Regions from separate parts of the Mus musculus genome. Here region 1 is linked to region 2. The links are chromatin contacts, found by Hi-C in ENCODE. All regions are on one chromosome and are shown on one strand. The core of a region is the stretch at or near the end of the contact, and the rest is flanking DNA. Distances in the headings are between cores, read along the strand shown. Region 1 holds the start of Otx1 (orthodenticle homeobox 1). Region 2 holds the start of Meis1 (Meis homeobox 1).

Region 1 (7,628 bases), core at 3,028-5,527, 3.0 Mb after region 2:
ATCTCTAAGCTGTTGCGGTTGGCTGCTTCCCCGCAGCCCCGTTTTACTTTGGAGGCCCTGTTTTCCTTGAACAGAGCTCAGGAAACAGCAGAGAGATACAGAACATCGAAGTGTAGGTCAGCCACCAAGCCTGGGGCCCGAGGGGTTTCACCGAGTCGGCTCCTGGAGACTGGAGTTGGTCAGGGCGAATATTTGGGTGGGAACAGAAGCAAAGCTAGAGGCTGGACGGAAACAGCACTCCAGTATTGGGGCTTTTCGAGAAGGAAAAGGTGAGATTTCCTTGGGCCTTTTGGCTCCAGGTGGGATACCAAATGGAATGGCAAGTCATAAACTCGCATTCCTAGGAGAAAGTCCGGGCACAGTGCATTGCATTCCCAGACCCTTCTCGAGCCTTCGGGAAAGAAGTTTAAACGAAAGACCGTAAAGAAAGAATTAAACTAAGTCAGAACTCGATTTTTCTGAACGTTTCATCTCAGAAATAGAAAAGCAAGCATCTGGATTTTGCACTCGACGTCCATTCGGCTGCAGAAAACTCCCTAACCAGACAGAAACTGCCGGCGGAACGCATTCCCAGGCAGAGAGCACTAGGCTGTGGCCAAGTTCCATCTTGCACTTTTAGAATCCCCGGGACGAATGGCAAGGGTGTGAAAGAAAGGCCTCAGAGCTAAGGCCTCAGTTCTGTAGTAGCCAAAGAAGCAGACCCTTATCGAACTTTCAGAGAAAGTTACATCCGGGGAACATGGCTGGCCTCCCCCAAACCAAAAACAAAACGACTTTCAATATTGAAAGCGCCCAGGCGATAAGGAATAGATACTGGGCTCTAAGCCATTCCTTTTAATGTTACCCCTTTTATCAGACTTACGCCCAGCGCTAGGGGGAGTTGGAGAGGGGCTGTGCAGTCAGTGAGAGGGCCCCAACATCAGACAGCCTAGGCCAGATCTTTCCAGACCGGTTCCTGCGTCCCTACCCTACCCCTAGAGCCCCAGGAGCGCGCACCTGGACTCTGGACTCTGGCAGGTTGATCTTGAGTGCCACCTCCTCGCGCATGAAGATGTCTGGGTAGCGAGTCTTTGCGAACAGCGCCTCGAGCACGTCCAGCTGTGAGCGCGTGAAGGTGGTGCGCTCCCGTCGCTGCTTCCGCGGGGTGGCTGAGGGGACATGCGAGAGCGCCTGGAGTCAGCGGTGGACCACAAGGACTGGTGCTAGAGGCCACAAGTAAGTCTTCTGGTAGGTTCAGAACCCCCGCCATAGAAAGAAAGGGCCGAGCTCCGAGCAAACGAAAACTCCCCTGGCCACAGGTGGAACAAAGTGTACTTATTCTACTAAAGGCCCCAGTCTAGAACCTTAGGGCCTTCACCCTCTGTACCTCTCATGCGGTTAAAAACAAAGCCACCCTTTCCTTCTCATCTCCCTAAACCCACACGCTCCCTAACTGAGAGGCAGTTAATAGAGCAGAGGTGGACAGAAACAGGACCAGGGGTCACTTTTTCCAAGAGAATAAACTCATGTTAAATAAGTAGGATCTAGAAAAGAAACCCAGGGCTCAGCTGGAGTCCCCCATCATGCCAGAAGAGTTGGGACAAATCACTGGTCTTGAGGTTTCTCTATGGAGAAAAAAAAAAAACCCTACTTCTCAGGGAAGCTAGACATAAGAAAAATTTGGCTATGTTAGGGCCTAGTGAGTGTCCAGATTCCTCATGAAATGTTGGACCAGGGAAAGGTTTTATTTTTTATATTTTTAAAAAAAGCAACTGAGGGAAATAAATCCGGGGGCAGGGGGAGGGATAAACCTGCCCTCCCTAGCAAGTGGGACACAAGAGGAGCCAGGTTGCAGGCACCACAAGCTCAAAAGTTGTAGGCTGCACTTTCTACAGAGCAAGGCAACAGGCGGCGAGCTAATCACCTTCCTGGGTCTGTTTAGGGACTGTGTGGGCTCAAACTGTAGAGGATGGAATCCCCCAATATTTACAGAGGTTTGAGGGTAGGGGCAGAGGGCCACTGCTCACCAGGGTAGCCCACGGAGGGGTGCAGGAGGTCCATGGCAGGGCCAGCTAGGCCCAGCCCGTTCATGCCGTATGGGGGTTGTTTGAGGTAAGACATCATGCTAACAGCCGGGTGGAGGTGCCCCGACGGATCCAGGGGGCCTGAGGCCAGGAGCAGTTCAGGGCTCCCACTGCGAAGTCCTTCAAGCTGTTGCTTCTGGGGGCCTGGCCTAGGGAGACAGCAGACACATGGAAACCTTCACCCGCAGTCAGTTTGGCTTTCAGCTCCTCTAATCCTTGAATGGGGAGGGGGCGCGTGCTAGGAACTGCACAGCAGGCAATCCGAGAAACGTCTTCTCCTTTAGCTCGGCAGCTACACAGCTTCTCAGGAAAGTAAACTTTTCCCACATCGTTCCTTCCTCTTTTAGGGCTTGACAAGGGCCAAAGACACTCCTCGAGTGTCAACAGGAAGGAAAAGTTAAAGCGTGATCAGGCTGAGGAGGTGAGAGCCGGGACCGCGGAGGGTGCAAAATCCCAAGTGAAGTCAATTTTTTTTTTAGTGTGGCGGAAGCAATTTGCTCAAGCAAATGTTCATTTGGCGCCGGGAGGGCAGGCCGCACAGAGATACCGGGTTATTTCGTTTAGTTTGAAATATTTTTGAAAGAGGGACAAAATGGCAAGTAATACAGAGGCCCAAGGTGAATACACCTTGGGTCGCCAAGGCTCACTGGCCACATCATTTCTTCAAAGATCTCCAGCGCTGCCTCCTACCCCAGAGCCTGCAATCACCTTTCTAGTTGACCTCTCTGGGCCCCTAGCACTAAGAGATAGCTGAACAGGAATCCCACCGCACCTCCAGGGTAGATGCGGCCCAGGCCAGGCTAAGGCGGCAAGAAGACGCCAAAGGCACCACAGTAGAAGTGGCAGTTTCAGGATGCCGCCCAAGGTCAGGGGTACCTCCGAGGCGGTCACCCCTCTTCCTTTGCTCGCACAGGCGGGCCTTCTTTCTACCAAGTCTGCTAAGCACACCGAGTCCCACCAGAATTTGATGGCCAACCCAGCGCCCCAAACATTCTAGGGATTTTGGAAGGCCTAGCGTGCCAGGTCGCGTCGCATCGGCCGTCCTATATGAACCCGATGGAGAGCAAGGAACTAGGCCTCAGGTTGTAAAGCTCACGCACAGCCGACCGGGAGGGCGAGGCTCGGCGCAGACACTCTGAGCCCACGCAGCTCTGCTCCAGCAAAAGAAGGGGTTCTGGGAGTATGACTGGGACCGGCGGGGGGCTTGAAGCTACATCCCAGGACCCAAGGGTAGGAGATTCCGGGGAGAAAGGGAGGTAAAACTAAAGCAGCTCCCCCATCCCAACTCCTTTCCCCGCCTCAGCCCTGGGGGACCCTCAGCCTAGACTAAGGGGGTGGGGGGAGGTCAGCGAGCACATAAGGCGGAAAGGAAGGATTCAAAGAGCTTGGGCCGAAGGGCCACAGGCCTGCAGCCTCCGCGGCTAAGCCCGGCTGCGGTGTGAGTTTTCGAGTACTTTCGTCTAACTTAGCAGCCCAGTTCCGCAGCTTCGGAGGAGGCGGGGGAGGGGGCGGCCGGCTCCCGAGCGGCCTGGGGTCCCCAGGGCAGCCAAGGGGCGCCCGGCCTCTCACTCCAACCCCGCCCACCTGCCCCGGACAGAGGTAGCGGGGGTCGATTAGAGGACGGGGAGACGAGAGGGGCCACCATCGTCCCGGGGTGGCGCGCGGCCCGGCGACTCCCTCCTTACCTGCCCTCCGCAGTCGCGGCTTTTCACCATCTACCTCTCGCCTTCACCGAGACTCGCCGGCAGCCAACCTGCAAAACGGAGGCGCACAGGTATTACCCCGGAGACGGCGGGACCCTAGGCTTTCCTCTTCCCTCAACTTCCCTCTTCCCGTCTCCTGCATTTTTTCTAGGAGCTCTGTGCGTGTACCTCCAGGTTTCACTTTATTGCTCAAACACTTTGTTGCAAAGTCCCACATGCTTTTCCTCTCAAGACCTGGCCTCGCCCGGGACCCGGGGGGTGGGGTGGGTGAGTAGGGGGTGTTCGAGGGACAGAGTTAGGAGGTGGCTTGCGCTGGCAGCTGCACTCTCTCGGAGCAAGCCGGAGGCGGTAGGGACTGGAGAAATCCTGCATAGTCACTTGGCAAACTAAATAAATCAAGCAATTTACCTTGTCGGAGTGGCTTGTCTTGCTCGGTTGTTTAGGTGATTGGAAATGTAGCCTGATGAAGATTGATCACCTTTCTACTGCCCTCCCCGGGTATGTGAACGCGAGGCGAGTGCGTAACGGGGCTCGGCCTCCAATAGGGGGCCTAGAGCGGACTGAGTGACAGGGAGCTGGGCAATGGCGAGCCCGGGTTACCTCCGCGCGCCCCCGCCCTCCCTCGCCCCCACCTCCTCCCTCCCCGCGCGCCGGCCCCGCCCCGGTCGCGCGCTAACTCTGGGTCTAGGTTGGCAAATTCCGCTCAGAACGAGTTGAGGAGGGCGAAGGCTGCGCCGGAGTTGCTGGCACAGAGGGGGCCCCGGGTCCCAAGGCTCGCCCGAGGGCCCCCGCCCTCCCCTTGCCCGGGCCGCGCTCCGGAGGAGTGGCGTCAAGCTGCTGGATAACCGGTTCCTGCTCGCGCGCGCGCGCCGCCAGGCTCTGCCGCACTGTGGGAGCCAGGCTTCCCAGGCCGAGGACTCGGGGCGTGCTGGCCCCTGGCACTCCTTGATGCTCCCTGGGGCCCCAGCAACTCCTCCTCCGCTCCCCCACAACCAGCGGTCGCCGCCGGCGCGGGCTGCTGAGCGGAGCCGGGAGTGGGGGTGCAGCTCTCGGCGCGCAGGGCGCCCTGCGGCGACCCGGGACTCTTGCGCCCAGAAAGAGCACCGGCAGGGGAGGCGCCGCCAATTCCCAGCTGCACAGCGTTTCCAGGGGCTCCCAGGCAGTCTCACCAAAGGTGTTCGCAAGTCCTAAAAGCTTCTTCGGAACCGTTGGAACTCAAATCTCCTTACATTCTCTCTCTCTCTCTCTCTCTCTCTCTCTCTCTCTCTCTCTCTCTCTCTCTCTCTCTCATGGATTTGATAGAAAACTTTCTTTTTCACAATCTGTCAGTCTTTCCAGATCTCCACCTACAACGAACAGTCTGGTGGAAAATGTGGCTACACACCCCGATCCCTCTCACTTCATTTTCTACACCTTACTGGAGGAGCCTCCTCGAAACAATTTCCCCGGATTGTTCTTACTGGCAGACCCCAGTTTCCAGCCGAATAAACTTGCTGAGATCGTCTTCTTGTGTGTACTTTTCAAAGCGAGAGGGAAGAGTATTTTCGGCCCAACCCCGAACAAGGCAATATTTTTACATGGCATCTCCTACTGAATACTAGGGACCACACTTACACTCTTTCCTAGTTCTTTTTCCTCATCTTCTGCCGTTCTCACCCCAACAGGCGGGCGAAAAGTTTGAACCACAGTATGTGCGTGGGTGAGTTCGGCAGCCGCCGAGAGCAAGGTAGAGCGGAGCACCGCGATGCCCAGGCCGCGCGGTCCGCTGTGGTCGCTGACCGGGTGCGGGGCGACCAGAAGGAAGGGGGGAGCCCGCTGAGTGAAAAGGGCCGCGACTGCCGCTCATCAAAGTGCTTCTCCCCTCCCCCACGCGACACTTTTCTTTGGAGTCCGAATAAAATACGGTAACAGAATATGACGGAGGGCACACTGTTTCCTTAACTGCTTCTCAAAGGACCGAGAGATCTTCTTAGGACCTTTAATAAGGCTTTGGTCGGTTCTTTTGTTGGTCTCTCAAAATCAACTCCTTCTAATTGAAGTTGGAGCTGAAAGCGAGCTAATGTTCAAAGAAAGTGGCCGCCAGACTAACGAAATTACATTTTTTTTTTTGAACGATGAGGGAACATCTAATCAAAGGGGCAGGGAAGGAGGGGTGTGAGAGGGGACTACGGAGGAGAAAAGGAGGTTTTACAAGATCCTTCTCTGGTTCACAAAAGTCAGCGACACGGGCGCTTCTCTCCAGAACAAAGACACCGCGGCCCATTCACAAAAGCGAGAGAAAGAGAAAGCAGAATAAAAGAACGCGGGGAAAGGGGGGAAATGAGAGTGAGAGAGATAAACCTGCAGGCAGAAAAGAAACAGCGCAGAGCACAGCGCTGGCCGGAGTGAGCACACACCTTAGGCTCTCAGGTCCCTACCAGAAGTAGACCCCAAGGCAGACAGACGATCAGTCTCAGCCACCGGGACTTTCCTGAGTTTAAAGAAAGAAACGAAATATACTCCTGCCCCCTTTTCCAGGGAAAGGCGCAGGCTAGGGTGCACTAGTTTGGCGGGCACGAAAATGTTGACGTCCTGGGGAGTGAACTGAAGGCATCCCTGTCTGGGTCTCCAGGCTGTGAGCCTGGGTTGGCCCTCTGAGGCCCGGGGCGCCCGTCCTGGCTAGAAAACTCTGCTACTCTGGCCTCTTTGGGGCGGGTTCGTTGGCAGTCTTAGAACTTCGCCTGGGTCAGGCTTGAAGAAGTGGGGCGGCTGTACGCATAGGAATGTGCCGGCGAGGTCCCTAAGGCCCACTGCGAGGGAGTCGGTCGCTGTGGCTTCTTGATGCTGTCTCCCTTCATTTTCAGGGAAATGGGAGGAATCGAGTGGCAAGGACCCTACCGCCACCACCCCCCGCCCCGCCCCGCTGCGCCACGAGAGTATTTATCTAATCCCAAATTGGAGGCGAATTTTCTTAATGCTCATCCTGTAAAACCTTGGGATTAAGGAGAAAGAAGCAGCAGAGGGGGTGGGGGGAGGGGAGGAGAGAGAGAGAGAGAGAGAGAGAGAGAGAGAGAGAGAGAGAGAGAGAGAGAGAGAGAGAGAGAGAGAGAAGTTTCTTGAATTCAGCTCAGAAGACTGAGGCAGCCTTTGCTAGGCAAAGGTACGGGTCGGGGGTACTGGTCCAGAAGCTTCGACAGTTCTCTCAAAGGATACTTGTGCATCCAGGGCACAGTAGGGCCAGTGTTGGAGAAGTGGGTGGTGGTGGCTCAGTTTAAGGCCCATCGGCCAGCTGGGTGCAGCATCTAAGTAATCTCACACACACTGTAGAGGCATGACTCTAGAAACACTTGGGACTGGAAGGGGCTTGGACCCCTGGCCAGGAGAAAGTTCTGCACCCGCCCTCCACAAACTCCTCCATCCTCCCCCCACCCCCACACCCGGCGGCCCTGATCCTTTGTCTCTCCACACTGAGTGGGCTTTCTAGGTTTCTGTCCGCTGGCCGGCTGGGTTCTTGCTTGCCCTAAGGAGCGGGACTCCAGGCACTGTGCTGAGCTGCAGTAACGCGACTCCTAGGCTGCGGCCCAAACCCGGGCCACGCTCCACCGCCGCTGAGGGGCGTTCGGGCGCTGCAGAGGGAAACCCCACGAGGCTGGGAACCAAGCAGGAGGGGCCCCCAATCACTAGCAAAGCTAGGGGAGTTTGGCCACCTGGAAGGTCTGGGGCGGGCCTGGGAGAAAGGGAAAGCGCCTTTCTGAGAGGCCCCTGGAAAAGGGAAGGTTTCTCCAATCCACCCTAAACCGATCCCCAGGGTGCTCCGGGGCCAGGCGGTGAATTTCCTACCTGGGATGGGTTGGATTCTTAATTTTCCCCAGAGAGTAGCAAC
Region 2 (6,884 bases), core at 3,157-5,656:
CCTTACTCCTGGGTCTCTGAACTCAGAGGCCCAGAGCCCTGGACCGTGTCTGTGGAATGGTTCAGCATATCTGGCCGAAGAAATTGGCAACATTTGCTACGAATAAAACCCAAGCGGTTCCAGCAGCCATTTTGAATTAAGTTTCGCACCGCGACAAACCCTCGTCCCTCCGCCGCACAGGCAAGACCGGGTGCCCGGGGAAGGCGCAGGGGACACGGGGTGGGAGAGGACCAGCCTCTCTACCTTCCTCGGAGGCTCGGCCCAAAATCCCAGGCTAAGGGGATCTTGGTGGCAGGGGCGCAGCAAACTTGAGGAAAGGGCCTCTGTGGATATAGAACGGACTGTCACAGGGCTGCACCTACGGACCCTGGCCGCACAGCCCTCCAGTAGCAAGAGGTCTTTCCCGGTTCCCCGGCAGTGCCCTCCCTTCGCAGACGCTCCCCATAATCCCCCAAGGAAAGTTCCTTCAAATGATTCTACATTCAAGCCTTCCATCTCGCCTGGAGTGGTAAAGCGACTGGCATCTAAAAGGCCTAGATGTCGCTCGTCTCAGCCCATTTAAAAAAAAAAAAAAAAAAAAGACTTTTAATGCTCCAGGAGTCTCGAGCCTTTTTTATTAGCTCTCACAGCCCAGCTGGGAATTTAACAGTTTGGGGTCCTTTTCAAAGCTTCCTCAAATGGAGTTTAAACCATTTGCAGAGAGAAGGCTAGGTTTTAAGCAAGCCCACCGCGCAAGGGACTAGAAAATAAAGCACAAAGATTTCCCCCCTAACCAGAAAGCTCCGCATTACGTATTTTTTAAAGAGAAAAGTGTAATAAAAGTTATTACAAAGTTTAAAAATAAAAGTGGGGGGAGTTTCCCCCTCAAATCGTCAGCACACAGAGAAGCACAAGTAACTTTCAAAAGGCTTTTCTAGTGGAAGCTCTAATAGAATGGCCGACGGAACACAGTAAGCCCTGGCCAGAGAGCCCCCGGAAGAGCATCCCACAAACATTTCTTGTTAAATCCTGCAGGTTTGCCTTTGAACACAGATTGACAAAACACCCAGAAGTTTCTAAATGTCTGTGTCAATTCAGAGCGGCCCCTCTCCTTGACTTCAGTTGAACAAACTTCTTAAAGCAAGACATGTTCCCCTTGTCTGACCTGCAGCTGTCCCTCTGACTTTATTGTGCACCGGCAGAACCGGCATGCGGTGGCTGAGTAAACTCCGCAAGTCAGAACAATCAATGGCTTAAAAGATTTTCCCTAAACTAAGGCGCCTACCCTTAGAAACTCCCCAACGCTCGAGCTAAGTCTAGCGAGCAAGATCTCAGATTTGCTGACTCGAGTCTGAGAGGGGATTCGGAATCTTTAGACGGCCACTCCAGCACTGGGACTCCTTTGCGACCAACGTGGCGGCCAAGCCGGGCGCTGAATCGGGAGGAGGCTCCCCCGCTATACCCCAAACCAGTTTCCACGCACTGTGAATTGTACCTCTAATCTAGAGTGCTCTGACTTTCCGGTTGCAAGGGCTTGGGAAATGGGGGAAGCATCGCGCCTCACTCCTTAACTCCTGCCCATTATACCTACCCATAAATGGCATCTTTATCTCTCTTTAAAGCGTCATTGACCGAGGAACCCATGCTGGGGGCCATGGCGTTGGTGTGAGCTGTGTGCGGGTACTGATGCGAGTGCAGAGGAGGCCCGTGGTTCAGGTGGTGGACCGGTTGCATGGACCTGGCTGCATGCGGGTCCCCATACATCGTGGAGGGGATGCCTACTCCATCCATACCCCCATAATGGGGTAGGTCGTCGTACTGCATGACAAACAGGAGAGAAAAAAAGGGTCAGAGGCCAGGCGGGTAACCGGGAACGTTAGGGCACCGAGCTTAGATCAGTACAACAGGATCCTTCAACCCGAATTCCCTGGCCTTACATCTCTAAAGTTGAGCGTTCTGTTGTAAAAATTAATTTTAACAGTAAGAGCTCCAGAATTCTCAGTGAGAGTCATCTGAGATGAAGGTTCCTGTCCTAACTTGTGTCCATATAGACCAATTCAGAAATCCAAAATCTTTTGGCAAGGAAGGGAGGGAGGAAGGAAAAGGAAAGGCAGAGAGGCATTCTCCCGGAGGCGGAAGGTAAAACATGCATGTTTCTGGAGGTGGAAACCGAAAATCACAACAATAAAACGTGCCGGAACAGTGTAGCAGACCCGCCTTGCTTCACACAGCCTTCACTTGGGGGGTGGGGTATTTTTTAAAAGTTATGATGGGAATAGTTGTGCCAAGCAGTGAATTCTGAAAGGCTTCTTATTTTACTTCCCTGCCAGCATGGAATTGGGCAGTCCTGTAAGACACTATGTTTGCCTTGCTTTTCCAAACTGCTAAATTATACAAAAACGAACTGCCCCCCATATATGTTATCCCGCAGTGTGCACAAGGCAGCTTGTGTTGCCTTTTACAGCTGAACATACACATGGACAACGCTGTTTCCAAGCTTAAAGAAAGCTATAAAGGAAGCAACTAATACTCTACTTTGTTTTGTTTTTTTTTAACCTTCACAAACTTTCTCCCTAGAGTTGAAGTCAAGGAAGCAATTGCTATGTGTTAGTTTCTAAGCAGATTCAAAAGCAAAATACACATGCAAATCTCTGGTGTGTGTGTGGGGGGGGGGCTGCTTTCAAATTGATTGCCATTACTGTCTGTGATAAATTCAGCTATTTGGATTTTTCTGATTGTTTTATTTCAAGCAAGTTACTTTTCTAAGATTTGGAAATCTTGAGAGGGAAATGATTTCCAAAGAGAGGGGAATTGCCACTTTCAACCTCTTAAAGCCAGAGGTGGGAAGAGTTTGGAAGAAGGCTGACATTTGTCTGAACCAAGAGAATAAAGAAAAATGTGTCCTCTAGTAACTTTCTTTTCCAAAAGGGGCTTTGAGGGCCAAGACACAAATTATGCAAGGCAGCCTTTTTGTAGACCCCTTTCTTTTAAGAAGCCACCTCTGCGGGGGCATCATTGTCTCAGTTTACTTTCAAGGCATTTTCATTCAAATAGGAATATTGGGGAAATTAGTATTGCATTTTAAAAGTGAGAGCTCTGTATTTAGTATCTAACTAGTACAGAACTTAGCTAAGGAAAAAATCTACAAACTTATTATCTTGCATAAAATCCCATGCAAATTAAAATTACTTTTATAAAAGGAATGTTTTTCCAACCAAAAATTCACTGCACCAGGACATTACTTAGCGGAAAATGCTCCCCATTTCTACTGATACTGAAGATGAATATAATCGATAATGAGGCAAAAGTTCTCAGCTGTTCATTTTCATTAAACATAGCTTTAAACTTTTGGTCCCTAAATGCTTAAATTACAGCACTGGATATGAAGCATCTTCCCCCTTGTCTTTTTTATCTTTTAAAACAGGTGATTCCTTGAGCTTGTATTTTTATTTATATAGCTGTTGGCTAGGAATCTATAGACAACTTGATCACTTGAATTAACCACAAGAAACATGCATAAGGCTGCAAACGCATTAAGTAAAACTGTCGATTTAGGCCGCGGCTTTAGGATCCTCATTCAAAAAGAGAGAAAGAAAAGAGGAAACTTAGTAGCAGTGTCTTTCAGCCACGTTTCAATTTAATCTCACATTTGACTTCCACAATTGCTTTTAATACGTACCCTTTGCGCCATCGGCCTCTCTGGCTCCCTTCCTACTTCAACTTCTAATATATCCTCTTTAAGGCCAGTGTGAAAAGAAACAAATATGCAAACTCCCCCGGAAAAAAAAATAAAGCACAACAATAACAAAAAAAAATCCCTTTGCGTCTCCAGCAGTGTGAATTACTGGTCCCAGATCTTCGGTCTACCGGACCTGAAGCAAGGCGCCCGCGTCGCTGAGCATAAAAGCGCTCTGGTTCCACCAAGACAGCAGTGGGAGGGGAAAAAAAAAGCAGATCTTCTCTCCCCCCCAAAAAAATCAGTTTAAAAAAAAAGAAAGAAAAGAAAAGAAAAAGAAAAAAAAAAAAGAGCGCCCCTCAGACCCAACTACCAAATCTCATGGCTTTCTGCCACTCCAGCTGTCAATCACAGGCGAGGTTGTCAACGTGGTGAATGAATGATCGTCCGTTCTGTCTTCTTCTGGTCAGAACACCTCAAATGTTAATATTCAAATGCACAAAGCCCTAGCGCCCGCTTTCCTTGAATCAGTCCTAATTCCTAATCAGTTTCTCTCTTCTCTCGCTCTCTTTCTCTTTCTCTCTCCCTCTTTGCAACTGCTGCACTGAAGGGAGATTAGAGAGGAGGGTTAAAAAAATGTCTGTCTGAGTTTGTCTTAAAGGAGCCACGATCGATGCTGCCCGCTTGCAGTCGCCGTGCGTGTGTAAAGTGTGTGTTGCACAGGCGGAGAGGTGGATTCCGACCAGAATGCTAGAACCCGGAAGTAGTGGTGGCCATAACAGGTCGCGTCTTACACAATGCATTGGGCTGCAGCAAGTAGGCTCCTCGGCAGGGGTGGGTGCGCGAAGCGAGCTCTGGCCGCACTGGAGAGGCAGAAAGACACTCCACAAATTCGCACGCCCAGGCACTAACACCACACACCCAGGGCACATGCACACAAATACAGGCTGCAGCTCCCAACCCGCCGGCTTTACGTCCCCTTCCAGCCTCTCTTCCCAAAGCGGACGCTTGAAATAAATCGGGAATAAACGTAGGGCAGGCAGATGCCGGAGTTAATTCGCTCAGGGCTCCGCTCATGAAAGACTTCAAGACTTTCCTCGAAATTATTGGGGTCTGCCAGTATTTTTCGGGGTGGGGGTGATGCCAAAAGTACTGGATTCTCTGCTAGACTCCCGGAGGAGAAAAGTCAAAGCCAGAGCAAGAAGAGGAGCTGGAACTGGACTGGAAAAGGTTCCGCTCGAGAGTCCTGAGAACGTGGGGTAGCGGTCGCCCGGGCGTTCTGCAGACTCAGCTTAGAGGTTTTCTTTTCTTTTCTTTTTTTTCTTTTGGTTTGGGTTTTTTCTTTCTTTCTTTATTTTTTTTTCTCCCCCCGCTGTCAGAAGTGGACGTAGGGCCGGAGGAAAGGAAATGCTTGCATTTTGTCACTTTGAGTCCGGACGTCCCCACCTCCTCTCTTGCAGCCCTCAGCCCCAGCCGCCGCGCGAAGTGAGGGAGGAAGGGAGGGAACAATGAGCCGAGCGCCGGGAATGTGCCCCCAGCGCTTGTTTACAAACACCGAGCTATTTATGACCGCTGGAGAACGAAACTCAACGCGGGCACCAAGCAGCCAGACCTTGCGGGCGGCCGGGGCCTGGGAGCCCCGGGACCCGAGGCTCTTTCTCGATTGCGCTACCGGCAAGTTTAGCCGTGCGCCCGGGGCGCGGCGAAGCTGCAGAGCTCCGCTGCGCTGCGGCTGGGGCTGCCTTTGTCTGGGCGACGCCGAGGGGCTCCAGCCTCGGCCTTGCTCGGGCCTGGAGACGCTGCGCTCCCTCCCACCCCCCACCCCCAGCTCTTTCAGCGGCGACGCCCGGAGCCGGCCTCCCAGACCTCCATCTCTCAATTTGTCTATCTCCGAACCCAGCCCCGTGAAAGCTCCCAGTTCCAGAGAAAAAGAAATCCACTTCGGAAGCTGAGATTTCAGACAAAAGCTGACCCTGCCCACAACTTAAAGTCTCCAACCAGCCAGTGGTTTTTAACTTTCTCTCTTGAAATACCACACCCTGGACTTAAAATTGTTTTTTGAGTCTTTTTATTCTCACTCTTCAGCTACTCTATCTAGTGGGGGTTATTTTACTCTTTATGTTTCTGCGCCCGGCTCTCGTGGCTTAGATTGCTCAGTCACAGTAGCTCTCGGAGCAGCTGGAAACCTCACATCCCAGGCAGGGCTCTCAGCTCGCTGGGCTCGGAGAGGATTCCCCTCACCCCCCAGCTGAAACCTCGCAGAAAACTCCCCCTGCGGTCGACTGGAAAATGAGCTCACCCAAATCTCGGTAGGCAGCCGTGGAGAGAGCTCCACCAATCGGAAGGCGTCCCCGCCCAGGCAGCCGCGCATTGGCTGCGGGGAAAATCAATTATCAAATAATCGATCAGCAGGGAGCTTCGATCTGCTGGGAATGCAAACTGCCATTCCGGATTCCCGCCCTGAAGGTGGCCAAAAGGCTCTCTCCCCCAAAGCAGCCAGCCTACGCTCCCAACGCCCCCGCCCCCATCCCACCGCCAGCTGCGGACCGAACCCTCACCCCAGGGGCCGGGGAAGGTTTTGAGGAGAGTTCTGAGAAAGACTAGGGAGGCTTCCTTCACGCGGAGATTGTTTGGAAAAGGTTTAGCATCTCTGAAAGGTACTGAAGCCAACTCTTAGGTTCAAAGTCACAGACCTGTTTCCATTCTTCAGCCAGTATTCAAGTTTCTATTGAGAGGGTGTCTACGGAACAGGGGATACAGGGTAAACATTAGAACCTAGATTTGGAATCAGGTTCTATCGAGCAACGGAGCCTCCTAAGACAGCTTTTAGCAGTCTGCACGAGTCAGCGCCGGGCTAGTTCACACCAGCGGCAGTGCGCGTGGGATAAGCCTAGCAGACAAGGCGTGCGGGCCTCCAGCCCAGCACTCCGCCCCCAACAACGAACACCTGAAGGTTGACATATGTTCACCCCAAACCTTCAATGGGCTTTGCCTCGAAAGAGATCCGACTGTTTAAAACAATAAAAGGCCCCACGACCCCTCATCATGTGCCTCTGTGTCTCCTCTCTGTGTCCTTTTTGTTTTGACGCTCAAGTTTGAAGCTTTTAGTTTCCCCATCACATCCTTGTGCTCTTTTCTTGCACAAACGCCCCGTGTATCATTTAGAAGATTAATACAGACTTGTGCGTCAAAAACAGGCATGGAAGAGCCTTGAATTACCTCCTGCTCA

Evidence for each region. A loop is a pair of places that touch in the nucleus more often than their neighbours do.
Region 1: a loop to region 2 is called in a map of left cerebral cortex, with 8 times the contacts of the local background. The contact joins the promoter of Otx1 here to the promoter of Meis1 in region 2. A Hi-C loop is called at or near these places in 5 of 37 maps with a recorded cell type or tissue (ES-E14 and left cerebral cortex).

The regions. Positions count from the first base shown.
Region 1 is chr11:21,997,374-22,005,001 of GRCm38, forward strand. Otx1 (orthodenticle homeobox 1) reads right to left here and starts at 4,278. Exons shown (of 5, transcript NM_011023.3): 1 at 4,175-4,278; 2 at 3,749-3,816; 3 at 2,007-2,212; 4 at 997-1,148. The coding sequence starts at 2,103. It overlaps Gm32517 (a long non-coding RNA gene), which reads left to right and starts at 1,126. Exons shown (of 3, transcript XR_003949861.1): 1 at 1,126-1,215; 2 at 2,411-2,484; 3 at 3,061-3,211.
Region 2 is chr11:19,014,563-19,021,446 of GRCm38, forward strand. Meis1 (Meis homeobox 1) reads right to left here and starts at 4,407. Exons shown (of 12, transcript NM_010789.3): 1 at 3,659-4,407; 2 at 1,571-1,797. The coding sequence starts at 3,670. It overlaps Gm16141 (a long non-coding RNA gene), which reads left to right. Exons shown (of 3, transcript XR_381070.4): 3 at 1-3,768.